Regions from separate parts of the Homo sapiens genome. Here region 2 is linked to region 1. The links are chromatin loops, found by intact Hi-C in ENCODE. Cell type or tissue: Panc1. All regions are shown on one strand.

What was found. Hi-C counts contacts between places; a loop is a spot of excess contacts. Peaks named below come from ENCODE experiments on the same cell type or tissue, not always from the same donor. Only the 100,000 strongest peaks of a DNase experiment are listed, where the experiment ranks them.
Region 2: it touches region 1 in a loop (2.9-fold over the local background); 2 of 110 quality-filtered maps call a loop at or near these places.

What each region holds. Positions count from the first base shown.
Region 1 is chr16:9,644,008-9,652,007 of GRCh38, reverse strand. No RefSeq gene overlaps it. Among named protein-coding and RNA genes, the nearest start is that of LINC01195, 190 kb to the right of the region's middle. In Panc1, CTCF peaks have their summits at 3,496, 3,723 (motif pointing left) and 5,901; a DNase peak (open chromatin) is centred at 3,717; H3K27ac peaks cover 271 bases.
Region 2 is chr16:10,010,066-10,018,065 of GRCh38, reverse strand. All of the region lies in intron 2 of GRIN2A (glutamate ionotropic receptor NMDA type subunit 2A), which reads left to right. Among named protein-coding and RNA genes, the nearest start is that of GRIN2A, 170 kb to the left of the region's middle. In Panc1, CTCF peaks have their summits at 4,511 and 7,137; no DNase peak of the experiment used is centred here.

The DNA of each region.
Region 1 (8,000 bases):
GGGAAGAAACTAAAAAGACAGTATTGCAATGTTGGATGAGTCTGGCTTGAAACCAAATATGGTCAGCTCTCAGGAAGCTAAAAAAATCTAAAGTTCTTTGACCCGAACCATTCCCCTTCTATATTTTAATAAGAATTATGTTTGTGGGGCAGGGTCCTGGTACTGGTGCCCATGCAACCAGATAGATCCAACACAATTGGAAATCTTCACTTAAATCTTTTAAAATCCAATTGATTTCAACAAAGTCTACCTAAGTCAGATTTTTCTTTGCCTTGAGCAAAATAAAAGCTGTGAACTCTTTGCAAAGCACTCATGAAGCTTTAGACCTCTGGGACTTTGGCTAGTGAGAGTCAGGGCACCCAGATTCAATCCCTGGTGTATAGTGATTTGTCTGTTTGGCTGCTCTCAAATCAGAGCTAATGGCTCTAAGTAATTGCCCATTCTTATTTGAGAAAGGACAGATCACCAGTCGTATTAGTCTCCCAGAGCTGCAGTAACAGATTACCACAAACTGCATGGTTTAAAATGGAAATATGTGATCTCACAGTTTTGGAGGCCGTAAGTCCAGAAATCAAGGTATTAGCAGAACCGTCCTCTCCCGAGAGACTCTAGGGGAAGATCCTTTCTTGCCTCTTTCTGGTGTCTGGTATAGCAATAGTGGGTGTCCCTGGGCTTGTAACTCCATGGCCCCAATTCCTGCCTCGGTCATCGCATGGCCTTCTTCTCTTTCTCTGTATCTCTCTCTCCTTATAAGGGCACAGGTCATTGGATTTAGAGCCCATCCTAATCCAGTATGATCTCATTTTAACTTAATTACATCCACGAAGACCCTATTTCCAAAGAAGGTCTCATTCACAGGTACGGAGGTTTAGGACTGGGACATATCTTTTGGAATGGACACAGTTCAACCAGTCAAACCATTTTTTTTTTTTTGGAGACGGAGTCTCACTCTGTCACCAGGCTGGAGTACAGTGGCACAACATCAGCTCACGGCAACCTGTGCCTCCCAGGTTCAAACGATTCTCCTGCCTCAGTCTCCTGAGTAGCTGGCACTGCAGGCACGCACCTCTATTTTTAGTAGAGATGGGGTTTCACCATGTTGGCCAGGATGGTCTCCAACTCTAGGCCTTGTGATCCACCTGCCTCGGCCTCCCAAAGGGCTGGGATTACAGGCTTGAGCCACCGCACCCGGCTGTCGAACCAGTTTTATCTGGTTTCTTTGTTCTTGGTGTGAACTCTGAATTGGGGGATTGACTTATCAAGACTCTTTGACCAAAAGCAATTAGAGGAATCACAGATTGCTGGTGCGCCACACTGCTGATGAGCAAGGGATCATACCTATCTCATGTACCTCTCCTGGACTGCAGACCATCTCCAGGTTTCTGCATCTAACTGAATCTTTTAACACCTCTTTGGGGCAGGTAATGGTGGCTCTGCTCTTCACCCTCTGGCAGGTCCTTAGAGAGCATCACCGTTACCCACTTATCTCACAAAGGAGTAAGCTGAGATACCCAGAGGTTAATGAACAACCAGGACCTCTTTAGAACTGCCAGTGGCTGGAGTCAGTCTGGGTTGCAATGACCTACTTACATTTTGCTGTGAGAATCACCTTTTTTTTTTTCCCACAGACTATGTGTCATGCATGGGCAGTCACTTTCTTTTACATAAAAAACAAGAAAAATAGTGTGAGGTACTTTTTTCCTGCTACCTGACATGGCTTTTAGACTGAGCAGTCCTGCTGTCATTTTTTCATATCTCCTTGCACATATTTGGAACATAGAATTATCATTATCTCTTTGCATATTGATCTTCTCTGGAAGACTGTGAGCACCCCAGAGAGAAGGTGAACTTTCCTAAAATCATCTTAGATTCCATGGTACAAGGTATACTTTGGCTACACCTTGGAATTGTATCTGAGTGGCTTGGCTTTAAAATGCATTGTAAAGAACTTTTTTTTCTGTCTCTTCTTGTCTAAGCCTTGAAATGTATTTTGAAACTCTTTCTTTGTTTTCCCACCAGGCACTCTCTTTCACAGTGCTTGCTTATCTAATGATGTGCTTGCTTAGAAATTCCAGGGGCTAATCTTAAACCAGACGGGAAGACCCAGCAGTGGAATTCTCCCCATTTAGAGATTACCTCAAAGTGATTAATCTATTATTACAACCCAAGCATTGTCAAGATGGCACCAGGCCTCACTCCAGGTGGACAATAATGCAAGATGGCCGTCGGAACAAGACACACAAGACTGCACCACACCTGCATGCTTTCCATGTAGATTTTCCCTTCTTAAATCCACTCCCTTGCCTAAAATATTGAGATGTTTTATTTGGGGCTTGAGTCCAACCATCTCCCAAGTGCTAGTGTTTGAATAAAGCTGCTTTCCTTTCACTGCACCTCACTTCTCACATTTTGGCTTTTGAGCAGTGAGCAGCTGGATTCGAACTTGGTTACAGAATCAACTGAGGAGCTTTAAAAAATACTGATGTCTGGCTTTTATCCCCAAATATTATGATTTAGTTGGCCTGGGATGTGGCTAAGAATCAGCAAATTTTAAAAGCTCCCAAATAACTTCAGTTGTTTTCCTCTCCATTTTTTATTGATATATAATAGTTGTATATATTTATGGAGTACTTGTGATATTTTGATACCTGCATGCAATGTGTTATGATCAAAATAGGGTAATTAGGAATTCCATCACTTCAAACATTTATCATTTCTTTCTGCTGGGAACATTCCAAATCTTCTAGCTATTTTGAAATATACAATAAATTATTTACTATAGTCATCCTGCTGTGCTATCAAACATCAGAACTTATGTCTTCTATCTAACTTTATTTTTGTACCCATTAACCAATTTCTCTTCATCCCTCCTGTCTTGTTTACTTCCTAGTCTTTGGTAACCATAATTCTACTCTCTACCTCCATGAGATCAACCTTTTAAGCTCCCATGTATAAGTGAGAACATATGCTATTCGTCTCTCTGGGCCTGGCTTATTTCACTCAACATAATGACCTCTGGTTTCATCCATATTGCTGCAGATGACAGGGTTGCATTCTTTCAATGGCTGAGTCGTATTCCATTCCATACATATGTTATATTTTCTTCATCCATTCATCCATTGATGGACACTTAGGTTGATTCCATACCTTGGTTACTGTGAATAGTGCTGTAATAAACATCAGAGTGTGGATATCACTTTGATATGCTGATTTCCTTCCTTTTGGATATTGACCCAGCAATGGGATTCCTGGATCAAATCATATATCTATTTCTAGTTTTTTGAGGAACCTCCACACTATTTTCCATAGCAGTTGCACTAATTTACATTCCTACCAACAGTGTACTGCGTTCCCCAGGTAACTTTGACATTCACTCAGCCAAGGTTGAGAACCACTGCCCTAGCATCTAGCATCCAGGGTTTGTAGTAGTGGTGACAGCAGCCGCTAACATTTATTGATCTTTTATAATGTGGCTCAGGCACTGAGCTTTGCAATTTGTATGCATTGTTTCATTCAGTTATGCAACCATTTTAAAAGACAGCAACTATTGTTACCCTGATTTTGCACTGTAGGAAAATAAAATCTAAAGAGGTTGAGTAATTTACTCAAAGTTACCTAGCTAGGAAATGACAGAGACTGGCTGTCAGCTTCCTTGAAATCGGGACACTTTTCCCAACACCATTATGCAATGTTGCATTCACCATGCTCTCTGCCTCCCTCTATTGGTGTATAGCAGATGTTCCATAAGCCGTTATTGAATAAATAAATGGAACTGTCAAAATCTATCCTTGACACTTCACGTAGGTCACTCGAGTTCCCTTAGGCGTCTCCTTAGCTACCATAATAAGCTGAACACCACTCCCTCTTGTCCCATCTCACACTTCCTGCCCAGGGCTGTTCAGATATGGCTGGGAATCCTCAGGGCTGATGACCCATGAACAAGTGTACTCCCAGCCAGGGATCCCCACCTGGGTGGTGCTCCCAGAACACCACCACAGTCCTTGCTTGCCCAGTGGTCTGTAGGGAAGTGAGACCCGATCGGGGCACCAGAGGAGAGAATGCCTTGAGCCCATTTATGTGACGTTGTTAATGAAGTACTACCCAAACTTTAATATGAACACAGATTACCTGGGGGTTTTGCTTGATTGGATATTCTGATTCATCAGGCCTGGGGTAGCACCTGAGGTTCTGCACCACTAGCTGAGGCCAATGCTGCTTGCCTGCAGACCCCACTTTTAGAAGCAAGATGTTGGAGGGGTGTCAAGGCAGTAGAGCTTGTCAGCTTATCTGAGCATTTCAATTCTTTCTACTCAGAGACCTCCTTTCTACCTATGATTAAGGCATCTGTGGACCTTGCCGTATCACTCCAGCAGACATGAAGAGGCAGGACTGAATTCCACCTTCATCTCAGCCTTGATTGTTGCTGCACACATATGTAAAACAAAATATAAACTCACCCCCAAATACCACTTATTATTAACCTCTGTCTGCAAGGTCTAGCACTGCAGCTGATACATGATAAGTGTTCAGGAAATATGCAATGAATTCAATTCAATTAAAAATCACCTGTGAGTTTTTACTGCATTTGACATCAGCTCAAGACAAGAATTGCCTTGGGTAACTCTCAAATAAAATAGTATTCCTGAGTTCACTGAAAGGTGGGCAATTCTATGAACTCTGAGAAACTTGTTTGTTCTAATGTCACTGAAATATAGGGATTTTGATGGATTGTTGATTAGGCACAAAAAAATAGCATGAATTATTTTTGGTATTGTTAGTGATTATATGTGCTTCTATGCCATATAAGTTAATTGTATATTCTATGTATTAGTTAAGCACCTAATTAATCTTATAAATATTTATTGAATAATTAACATGCACTGGGTAATACTTCAGTGCTATAGATACAGTGATAACAAGACAGCTAAGTTCTCTGTCTTCATGGAGCTTACATTTTAGTAGAATACAGATAATATGAGGAAAATATATGAATAAAGAAGATGCTTTTAGAAGGCTATAAGGATATGAAGATAATAAAGCAAGGATATTGATGGAAGTTTTCTTTAGTTATCAGAGTAGGTAAAGTTTTACCTGGGGAGGTAAAATTTGAGCCAAGATCAGAATAAAAAGAAGGGACCAGCCATGAGGAATACCCTAAAAAGAAGAAATGATTAATAAAATTAAACGTTAGAAGCCATAAGAAGGGAGTGTGCTCAGTGAGTTATGGAATAGAAAGAAAGCCAGTGTGGTTACAGCGTGGGTAGAGAGGAATGTATGGCTTTGTAGATCATGCTGAGAAATTTGGGCTTATATTGTGTGTAATGCGCACCTGTTAAAAGATGCTAAGCATGGGGTAGCATGATCTGAGTTGTATTTTTAGAAATTATTCTGTGGTCCCAGCTACTCGGGAGGCTGAGGCAGGAGAATGGCATGAACCTGGGAGGCGGAGCTTGAAGTGAGCCGAGATCGTACCACCGCACTCCAGCTGGGAGACAGCGAGACTCTGTCTCAAAAAAGAAAGAAAGAAAGAAAGAAATTATTCTCTCTGCTGTGTCAAGAATGGATTATTGAGCAACAAGAATAGAAGCAAGGAGACCAATTAGGAGGCTCTTAAGGTCATCCAGGCGAGAGATGATGGAAGGTTAGCCTAGGATGACACCAACATTTATGGAGAAAAGTGCACAGATGTAATGGTTTAGGGAAAGGAACCAAGCCCCCTTTAGAAATTGGATGAAGGGCATACAGGTTTGAATGATATAAAGATATTAAGAATGGATTTGGGAGAATTTAATAAAAGCAACTGAGTGGATGGAGGTGCCATTCTGACCTGGAGAGGACAAAACTGAGTTGGGGTTGTTTCGGAGCACGGTAGATTTGAGATGCCTTCTACACACCCTACTGGTGATGTTGATTAGGCAGGCAGAGTTATGATTCTGGCGGTCAGGGGACTGGTGAGTGCAGGGGACATAGATTTGGATGCCTTCAGTGAGTAGATGATATTTGAAACCACACATATAAATAGGACCACCTTGGAACAATGTTCAGAGATAAGAAAGCCCAGGACTGTGCCCTGGGTACATCCACCTCAGAGAGGCCAAGGAGAGAGGGCAGAGGTGGCAAAGAGGAAGCCAGAGAGTTGGAGGAGAACAGTCAAAAAATTCAGCATCTCAGAACCAAGAGAAGTGTGCTGAAAAGCAGGGAGGGATTAATCAGAGATGATACCTCTCTGAAGGTGATTAAAAAAAACATATAAAGTCATCCATTAAATTTGGTGCTGAAATCCTTCTGTATGTCACACATGTATTTTTATATTTTATTTTAATTTAGTTTTTTAGCTGACAAATAATTGTACATATCCAAAGGGTATATGATGTTGTTTTGATACATATAATGTATACTGATCAGATCAAGGTAATTAGCATTTCCATCAACTCCCAACATTTATCATTTCTTTGTGTTGGGAACATTCAATACCCTCCTTTTAGCTATTTGAAACAATATATTATTGTCAACTATAGTTATCCTACAGTGCTACAGAACACTAGAACTTATTCTTCCTATCTAGCTGCAATTTTGTATCCTTTTGCAAATCTCTTCTCACCCTTCCCTCCCTTCCACCCAGCCTTTCCAGCCTCTAGTATCCTCTGTTTCACACACATACTTAGTTAACAATTCTCACAACATTCCTGCAGGTCACATTGTATTATCCTGAATTTACAGATAGGAAATGGGGTTCAGAGAAATAAAGCAACTTGTCCAAGGTCACAGCTCAGAGGTGAAGGTGCGAGGCTTCATCTCAAGTATGGATGGTTTTCCTGCAACAAATCCCACAGAAGGAGCATAAGCCCCTTGAAGACAGAGACCCTCTCTCCCAGTTGACTGTGTATAGAAAGGCCCAATACTGCCACTGTTAGAAGTATGGAGATGAAGGCAGATGGCTGAGTTTGGACTCAATTTTTTTTTTATCCACACAGTGGAAATGAGGATAATCACTTCTAAGACTTATTTTGAGGAATAAATGAGATAATCCAGGCCAAAATGCCTTCACAGTGCTAGACAATAAGGAGTATTCAATAAATGCTTGTTTCCTTTTTAAATTCTTTTTCTCATCCTTTTATTCCCCAAAAGTATTTCAACAGGTACCACAAATAGAAACTATCCTTCAGTTTCTTGTGAAGCTGTGGTTATGAAACATGATCTGAAGTATTATCTAAAATAGAATTTTATAAAACTCAGTGTGCTGAACAATTACATAAAATGTCAACTTGTTTTGTCCTAACCAGGAGTGGGGAGGTCAGGATTTTAATTTCAAGTCTTTAATCTCAGCCTCAGTGTTCACTAGCTGTGTCACCTTGGGAAAATCTCTCATGTCAACCCTCGTTTTCCAGATATATTGTGGTCCTATGGATAGAAAAGTTGAATATTTGTGCTATAAAAAGCTATGGGTATCTGTTTTCAGGAATCTTGCTACTAAGATTTATGGAAATGTGTCTCTAACAGGGTTATGTACAACAGAGAATGATACTGGCCAATATAACAAAGTCCAGTGATGGCCTCAGGTATAGCTAGATCCAGGTGCTGAAATGGTATCAGTAGGAATTATTCACTTTCCACCTTTTGGCTCTGATATCCTGGACTCTGGTTTCACTACCAGCTTCCCAGATAACGATAAGGAGGTAACTGGCATTAGGTTTACTTTCTTGTAGCTTAGTAGCCCCGGGGCAGCTCCAGGTTTCACTACAATTAAGTTGGCTTATGATACATTCAAGCCACAGCACATTGTAAGAAAGTGGATCATTGACCGGGGATTCTCCACACCCCTTCAGCTTCTTCCCACCAACAGACTGTTCCCCCTCTTTCCTCTGCACCCCCACAGGCTGTGTGGCCATCAATTCTGACACTACCTGTGTTTTACCACCCTCCTCTGCTCCCGACCTCTGTGCCTCTTTATTTTCTCATTGGTAAAAAGAAAAAAGAAAAGAATAATCGTGATAATAAAA
Region 2 (8,000 bases), 370 kb before region 1:
CAGGGCCAGGACAAGGAAGAAGAGATTAAGAATCCCTCCTTGGATGCAAAATTTAAAAGGGTGCCAAACAATTAAGTTATCAAGGTAAATACCATTTCAGTGCAATATTTTAGAGAATAGAAATTAATGCCAAGAATTCCATGATTAACATAATAATAGAGGATCCAGCAGGGCTGAGACTAAGGTTGGGCAAGTACAGTCGGATCTTGTCTTTATTTAAATTTTGATTTGTTTTGCATCATTTTTTTTGCATTGGTTTTTATTTGTAAAAATATCATATTAAAATATTACTTATCTTGACTGATGAGTCATTTATCACCCTCTTAAATGTTGCACCCAAAGGAAGTGCTTCATTGGCCTTGCTGTACTTGCAGTCCTGGTTATGATGACCAATGTATACTGAGTACTCACAGTGTCTCAGGCTCATTCTTATGCTTTTCTTATGTTATGCTTGTTCTTTTGTACAACCCCCACAACAACTCACAATAGCTGGGAACTGTTACTGTTCATATTTCTCAGAGCACTTAGAGACCCTCAGAGAGTAGTGACTTGCAATTAACATAGCTCGAAATAAGCCGAACAAACCAAGATGCAACCAAGGCTGTTTGGCTCTAGAACATGCACTCAGTCTACTGTAACCTGTGCAGAAATGATTTCCCCTCCTGCCTTCTTTCATGATCCCCAGCCCCCAGGTAGTCTTCTCTGACTGCCGCCCCACCAAGACTCATCAAGTGCCCTATCATGCTGCCATTGTAGCACTTAACAACGTGTAATGATTATCTATTAATCGTGTAATGATTATCTTAATGTGTAATGATTATCTGTTTCTTTGTCTGTATTCCTCATAAGGTTCCTTTTAAAAAAATGGCAGTGTCTCTATGTTCCTATGGTGTTTTTGTGGTCAGAAGATGAGGGGCTTGTAGGCCATTTCACTTGGGGCTTGATCACCTGCTCATTGTCGGCTCTGGACTCAAACTCATTTGCCCCAGTAGCAGCATGCTCTTCAGAGGACAGAAAGAGGCCCATAGGCTCTGATCCCTTAGTTGGTAAACAATCATTTCTCTAGATCTGTGTTCATCCATCATGGCCCATTAAGCAGCAGTGGCCTGGGGCCATTTTCCAGTGTGACTGATGATATTTGAAGATTTGGCAGAGGAGGTGTAGGAGGCTTGTCTTCTGTGCCAGCTCCATCCTGCTGCTCATGTGAGTGATGATAGTGGGGTTGGGGTGGCTCTGGTCTGCACTGATTGGAAGTATGAGGGGTAGTGGGATGGTGCCCTTGTGCGAGTCCAGGCCGGGAGGCCCAGAGAGCAGGTAAGAGAGATGTGAGCTCACTTTGCCCTAATGTGGAGAAGCAGTGCATGAATAATCACCCAGTGGGGGAGAGAAACTATTGCAAAAACACAACTACAATAAATTCTTCGTCTCTCCGTTGTTATCCATTTATCCTATGGACAATTACTAGGCACCCACCAGGTGTGGGATGCTATGCCAGATAGGAGGCACAGGGCTCCCTGCCCTCACAAAGCTCATGATTTAATGCTACCCTTTGCATTGTCCACTGAGATGGGTCTGTGGTTGGCAAGAGGCTGCAGCCCCTTAGCAATACTAGATGCAGTGAATCTGTGGGGCAATAGTCCTTCTTTTCTTTCCCATGCATGTGTGGAAATCCAGTGTGTATGAAGTGGAGATCTGACCCCATCTTGTTTGAGCTGTGTGCTGATTGTTGGATGGGGTGACAGATGAAACATGTACCATGAGAAGTCCACAGGCTACATGGGAAACCAAACAACGCTCAGGTATCCAAAGTGTCTTTCCTGACTGTCCCCCACTCCACTGCACCATTGCAGGCTGAATTAGGGGGCCTCTTCTCTGCGCCTCTTACATTACCCTGGGTTTCCCGTGCTCAGGCCATGCCTACCACTTTTTTTTTTTTTTTTTTTTTTTTTGAGATGGAGTTTCACTCTTGTCACCCAGGCTGGAGTGCAATGGCATGATCTTGGCTCACTGCAACCTCCACCTCCTGGGTTCAAGCAATTCTCCTGTCTCAGCCTCCTGAGTAGCTGAGATTACAGGCACTTGCCATCACACCCAACCAATTTTTGTATTTTTAGTAGAGACGGGGTTTTATCATGTTGGCCAGGCTGACCTCAGGTGATCCTCCCACCTCGACCTCCCAAAGAGCTGGGATTACAGTGTGAGCCACTATGCCCAGCTACCCTACCACATGGTTTAATGAGGTTCTGTGTGGCTGTCCATTTCCCACACTGATGGTGAATTGCCTCATTGCAGGGGCTGAGTTGTTGCACCTCCCTGTCCCCTGCAGTTGCCATCACCTCGTAAATAGTATGTTCCCAATAAATGTTTGCTGGGGGAATGCAGCCAATGGGTGATGAAGCAGGTGAAAATGCTTAGAAGAAAGCTTACACTGCAATGTTATATACATGCAAATGAATCTAGTGCAAACTGCCTATCTTGCAAAATGATTTTCCAAATGTAAGTATGTTCAGAAATTTAAAGCGCATTCGGAATCAGGGAGTCTTTTTTTGAAAAAAATATTTTTGTTATTATTTTGCCTGAGTGAACTAGTTGTTGTGTCACTGAGTTAAAATAAGTCACCTGGAAGTAGGTCTCCAAAGGTAGGCCACAGGTCTCTGTACTTAGATCTGTTTTATAGACATTGTGGATCTTTCAAGTCTTTTTCTTCCTCTCTATTCTTTCCTCCTACCCTTAGTAAGATTCTAGTTATTTCTTTTTTTTCTTTTCCTTTCCTTTCTTTTTCTTTTTTTTTTTCTTTTTTTTTTTTTTTTTTTGAGATGAAGTCTTGCTCTGTTGCCCAGGCTGGAGTGCGGTGGTGCGATCTCAGCTCACTGCGACCTCCGCCTCCCGGTTCAAGTGATTCTTCTGCCTCAGCCTCCCGAGTAGCTGGGATTATAGGCATGTGCCACCATGCCCAGCTAATTTTTGTACTTTTAGTAGAGATGAGATTTCACTATGTTGGCCAGGCTGGTCCCGAACTCCTGATCTCAGGTAATCTGCCCACCTTGGCCTCCCAAAGTGCTGGGATTACAGGCATGAGCCACCACACCTGTCCAGTTATTTCTTATTTAAATGATTATAACAACCTTCTAATGTCCTCCTGCTTTTCTATTCACTCATCCTCCTGTAGATGCTAAATTTTTTTTTCTGAAATATAAATGTCATGTTCCTATTAATAACCCATTACTTGTTGATAAAGTCCATATTGCTTAACTCACTGCATAAGTCTCTTTGTTCATGGCCTTCTAGGCTTGTCTCTCTCCACTCTGACCTATGTTTAAATGACTTAAAACGGTTGTCACTTCTTGAGACACCCTCATTTCTTGGTAATGAGTTTCCCTTTGTCTGGGACTCCTGTGCCATCCTCATCTCGTTAACTCCTACTTACACCACAGAACCCAACTTTCTTTATAATGGCATTCAACACTTGGTTTCAGAGTGGTCCATTTATGCCTCTGTCTGTCCTGCTAGACTGAGTAATCTAAGGGTGGGGCTCATGCTTTGTTTACCTATTTATCTTCAGCTACCCTCTGAGCCTGGCTCATAGTAGCCACTCAAGACATGTTTGTAGAATGAATGAAGACCCGAGTTTTCTAAGAAATGTGTACATTTATAAGGCCAGGAGAAAAGAACATATAGTGGCCAATGAAATCAAGCTTCAAATATGGTTTACTAAACTAGAATGCAGGGTAAAGTTGTCAAGGTATCCTTTAAGAGACATACATACTGGTCTTGCATTTAGGTTATAAAATTTATTCTACAAGTGCCAGGTTGAGAAGGGGAAGGTATCCAGCCATATGAAAATGACCAAAAACTGGAGTTTTCATTTGTTCTGATAATAAAGCAGAATATTGACAAGTCAGACTCCCCTACACATTCACTCACAACTCACCACCTACCCATTTATTAGCTGGGCTAGGCTATACAGGCTTGCACTCTGCTCTCACAGAGCTTATCAATCTAGACGGGGACACAGGCATCAAATAACGAAGTCACAGTAACTGTGTGTAATTACAGACAGAGCTGAATGTTCTAAAGGAAAATATCATTCAACAGAGGAGCTTGACCCAGACTGGTAGCTGGTCTGAGACGGCTTCGTTGAGGAAGTGACGCTTGAGCAAGAGATTACAGGCATGAGTAGAAGCTGAATCAATAGCTGGATTTCTAGGAAGAGGAAGGAGGCCAGAGAGAGAGGTGTGGGTCAAACCACTTTAAGCAATTTTTCTCTTCACCAAAGAAAATCTCTTTGCCTGGAAAAAGATTGAATAATTTTAAGGAGAGTTTAGATGATTTGTAGTTAAAAAGAAACACTTCAGTGGTCATGGTTTCGCTGTCCTTGCTCCTGACCCAGGAGGATGCTGGTTGGTACCAATCTTTGCGTTTTAGAAGGGTCAGACAGAATGAGCACAGAGAGAAGAGCTATGATTCCAGGAAGGTCTCAGGAAGAAAGGCAGAGGGCATGAGAGAGCAGTCTTCAAACATACGAAGGGCTGTCCTGTGGAGGAGAAACAAGAGCCACTAGTTACTGTCCCGCAGGGAAGAGTAGGACCTGTGGGCAAAAGCTATAAGGGAGAGAGAAATTAGCTGTGCTTGAGAGCAGACCCTTTGAAATATTAAAGCTCTCACTTATTGGGATGATGATTAGGAAGGCAGTCAGCTGCCATCATGTGGATGCTTAAGGCTGGATGGCCATTCTTCAGGATAAAGCAAGGGGAAGGCTTTCGTGGGAGAGGAACAGAGGAAAAAGGGCAGCCTATGGGCTGAATCCAGCCCATAGATACACCCTGGACCTCAGAGGCTGTAAAAATCCAATGAGTATTCACGAAAATATCTAGGGATGGATCTCTTTTTAAAATCCAGATTTTTGAAACTTTTATTTTAGGTTTGGGGGTACATGCGAAGGTTTGTTACATAGGTAAACACGTGTCACTGGGGTTTGTTGTACAGATTATTTCCTCTCCCAGGTATTAATCTCAGTACTCAAAAGTTATCTTTTCTGCTCCTCTACCGCCTCCCACCCAAGAACTGGTAAATTGGGCCAGCTTTCTAGAACTGCAACAATTGTTTGCAGTTGATACATGGTGTATTAGTTGCCTATTGCTGAAATAAATTACCGCAAACTTACTGGCTTAAAATAATACAAATTTATTATCCTACAGTTCTGCAGGTCAGAAAGCTGAAATGGGTCTCATGGAGCTAAAATCAAGGTGTTAGTAGGGCTGAACTCTTTCTGGAGGCTCTAGGGGAAGAAGCTGCTTTTTCCTTGCCTGATTTCCTTGGCTCAAGGCCCCTTCCTCATCTTCCAAGGCAGCACCAGGGCATCTTCAAATATCTTTCTCAGACTCTACTTTCAAATGTCCTTTCTCCCCATCTCAAGATCTTTACCTTAATCACATCTGCAAAGTCCCTTTTGCCATGTAAGGTAACATATTCACAGGTTCCAGGGATTAGGACATGGACACCTTTGGGGGCCATTGTTCTGCCTGTCCCACATGGCCACCCTTTTAGAATCGATTGAACAAGGTTTACATTATTTTCTTTACCTGCTTCTCCATGCTAGATGTTGCATTTGTGATTCTTGAGTTAAAGGGCTGGTCTGGATAACCATTTTTCCTGTGGTTATCCTATAATTAGAAATGAAATTTAGCATATGAGGGTTAAATGCATTAATACAACCCTTTGAGGGGCTGGAGATCAGGTATAAAAGGTGTGAGAAGGAACTTTAAGTTCTTTAAAAGTGATGCTTTTATTGTTTGCAGGATGTCACATAATCAGTTCAATTCAACATTGAATCTGTGCTCTGTTCTGTACAGGATTAAAGAATATGTAAGACAAAGCATAACACATTAAAAACTTTTTCCATTTCGCTCCCACTCAAGAAAACATTTCAGATTGTAAATGAGTAAGAATGATGTTATTATAGAAATGACCTTGAATGTGCTGTAGCTTACAAAAAAAGCCAAAATCATTTCCAAGTATCACTGATTGGACTGGGATCCTAACTAATTAGTGCATCACACCTCACAGCTGCTCATGATCCATTAGTTTTGAGGACCTCTTATCTATGCTATGGTCTCCAGCCTCCAGAAAAGCTTTTGTCTGTCTGCAGAGACAAGAGTTATAGGGTGAAACTATGAGCAGCTTGGTGTAGCATGTGATTAAGTACTTACATGTGTGGTACAGACACTAGGTGCTCAGGGGTTTGGACAGGCATCATGGTGAACCAGCCCTGAACGATGCTTGGTGAACGTCATCCCGCCACAAAGCAGATTCCCACTTTCTGATTCTGCAGTAGGGCAGCAGGTAGATGAAACCAACACTGGGTAACTTAGATTAAAAAAAAATAATTAATTAGCATGTTTCAAGGGTGCTCTGCAAAAAGCGTGCATCTGCAATGAATAAGGAGAGCCTCTCTAGGGATCCATGAAGGAGGATCTGACAGGCAGTTACTTCAGCACACAGCAGTCAGTGAATCGGCCCTGACCTTGTGTTTTTCCTCCTGTGTTGGAAATGTTTGGAGAATGAGTGGTTGATTTGGGTCCCGCCTTGGCCCTGGGAGAGTAGACACGTAGACTGATGGACCCACCAAGGCAAAAGGAAATAGAATATTGCTACTTACAGAAGAATGGTTGGATGCTGATGTCAGTTGTAACTTTTTACTTGCAATGTCTTAAGAGTCACAACTCAGGCAATCCCACAGGTACCTTAGCACCTTACTAAATATTCAGGGGTGAACTTGTCTCCACTTATCTCCAAATCTAGAATTCTTTCTAATGTAAACACCTGGGAAGATAATCTTAGCATTAAAAACTTAGTTTAACATACATCTGTAATTACTGATAAGAGCCATCTTCAAAATGCAGGCACAACTATTACCGTGTAATTTCAAACTGATTCATAAATAAGAAAGAGTGGGGAAGGTAGATAAGTATTCTTCCCAGTTGTTTGTGGGGTTACTGATGCTAAAGAAGAGTCTGGCATTGGTGGCTGGGAACTTTGGATGTCACCATGAAAAGTTGGACTGGGATATAGAACAAATGTTACAGGAATAACCCAGCAAGCCTGAACGTTTAGCACATGGGGACACCATGTTCCACAACTTCAGGTGAAGGGTGGGGTGGAGGACTATGCTCACAGGATATAATATGATTGCTGCCCCCTGGAGTTGTGCAGCATAGCAGTCCTGGTGAAGAGACCAGTGCAGTATAAATACATGGCCTCCCTGGAGAGACAAGGTAAGAATTCTGGAGGAGCAAGGGGAGATATTCCTTTTTCAGCACGTACCTGGGGGTGGAGGCATGAACCTTCAGTAGCCTCTCCTCTCCTCCTCTCTGAGCTGAGTCCTAGTCATCACTTGTTAATGCTGCAAATCCATAGTATTCACAGTGCAATAATAACGGTGGGAAGCATTTATGAACCTATGAAGTACCTATAAAGTACTATGAAGTATATTAAACAGTTCCTATACATGATCTTATTTAATTTTACAACATTTTTACAGGTAGGTACTATTGCTAATGCTCTCCAGGTTCCAAATGTTATCCTTTTAAAACTTTTATATTAAGTTCGAGGGTTCATGTGCAAGTTTGTTATACAGGTAAACTGATATCCCAAGGGTTTGTAGTAAAGATTATTTCAGCGCCCAGGTATTAAGCCTAGTACCCATTAGTTATTTTTCCTGTCTGTGGAATAAGGTTCTCTTGAAAACTCTGGAGGACTAAGAAAAATAAGGCTGTGGAAACTCACCTAGGTGAGGATTCTTCTTGTATTAGTGTACAAAGTAAAAGCTAGATATATGTGCTGAAATGAACAGCTTGATAATAATAAAATAAGGAAAGAACCAGGTAGGCCTTGCTGTTCTCTACCCTTATCAGAAAGGAGAAAGGAACTGAGATGTTCATCTATGTGCCTGAGGGCACAGTACTAGGGAGTAGAAAGCAGGAATTCAAACAGAATTCACA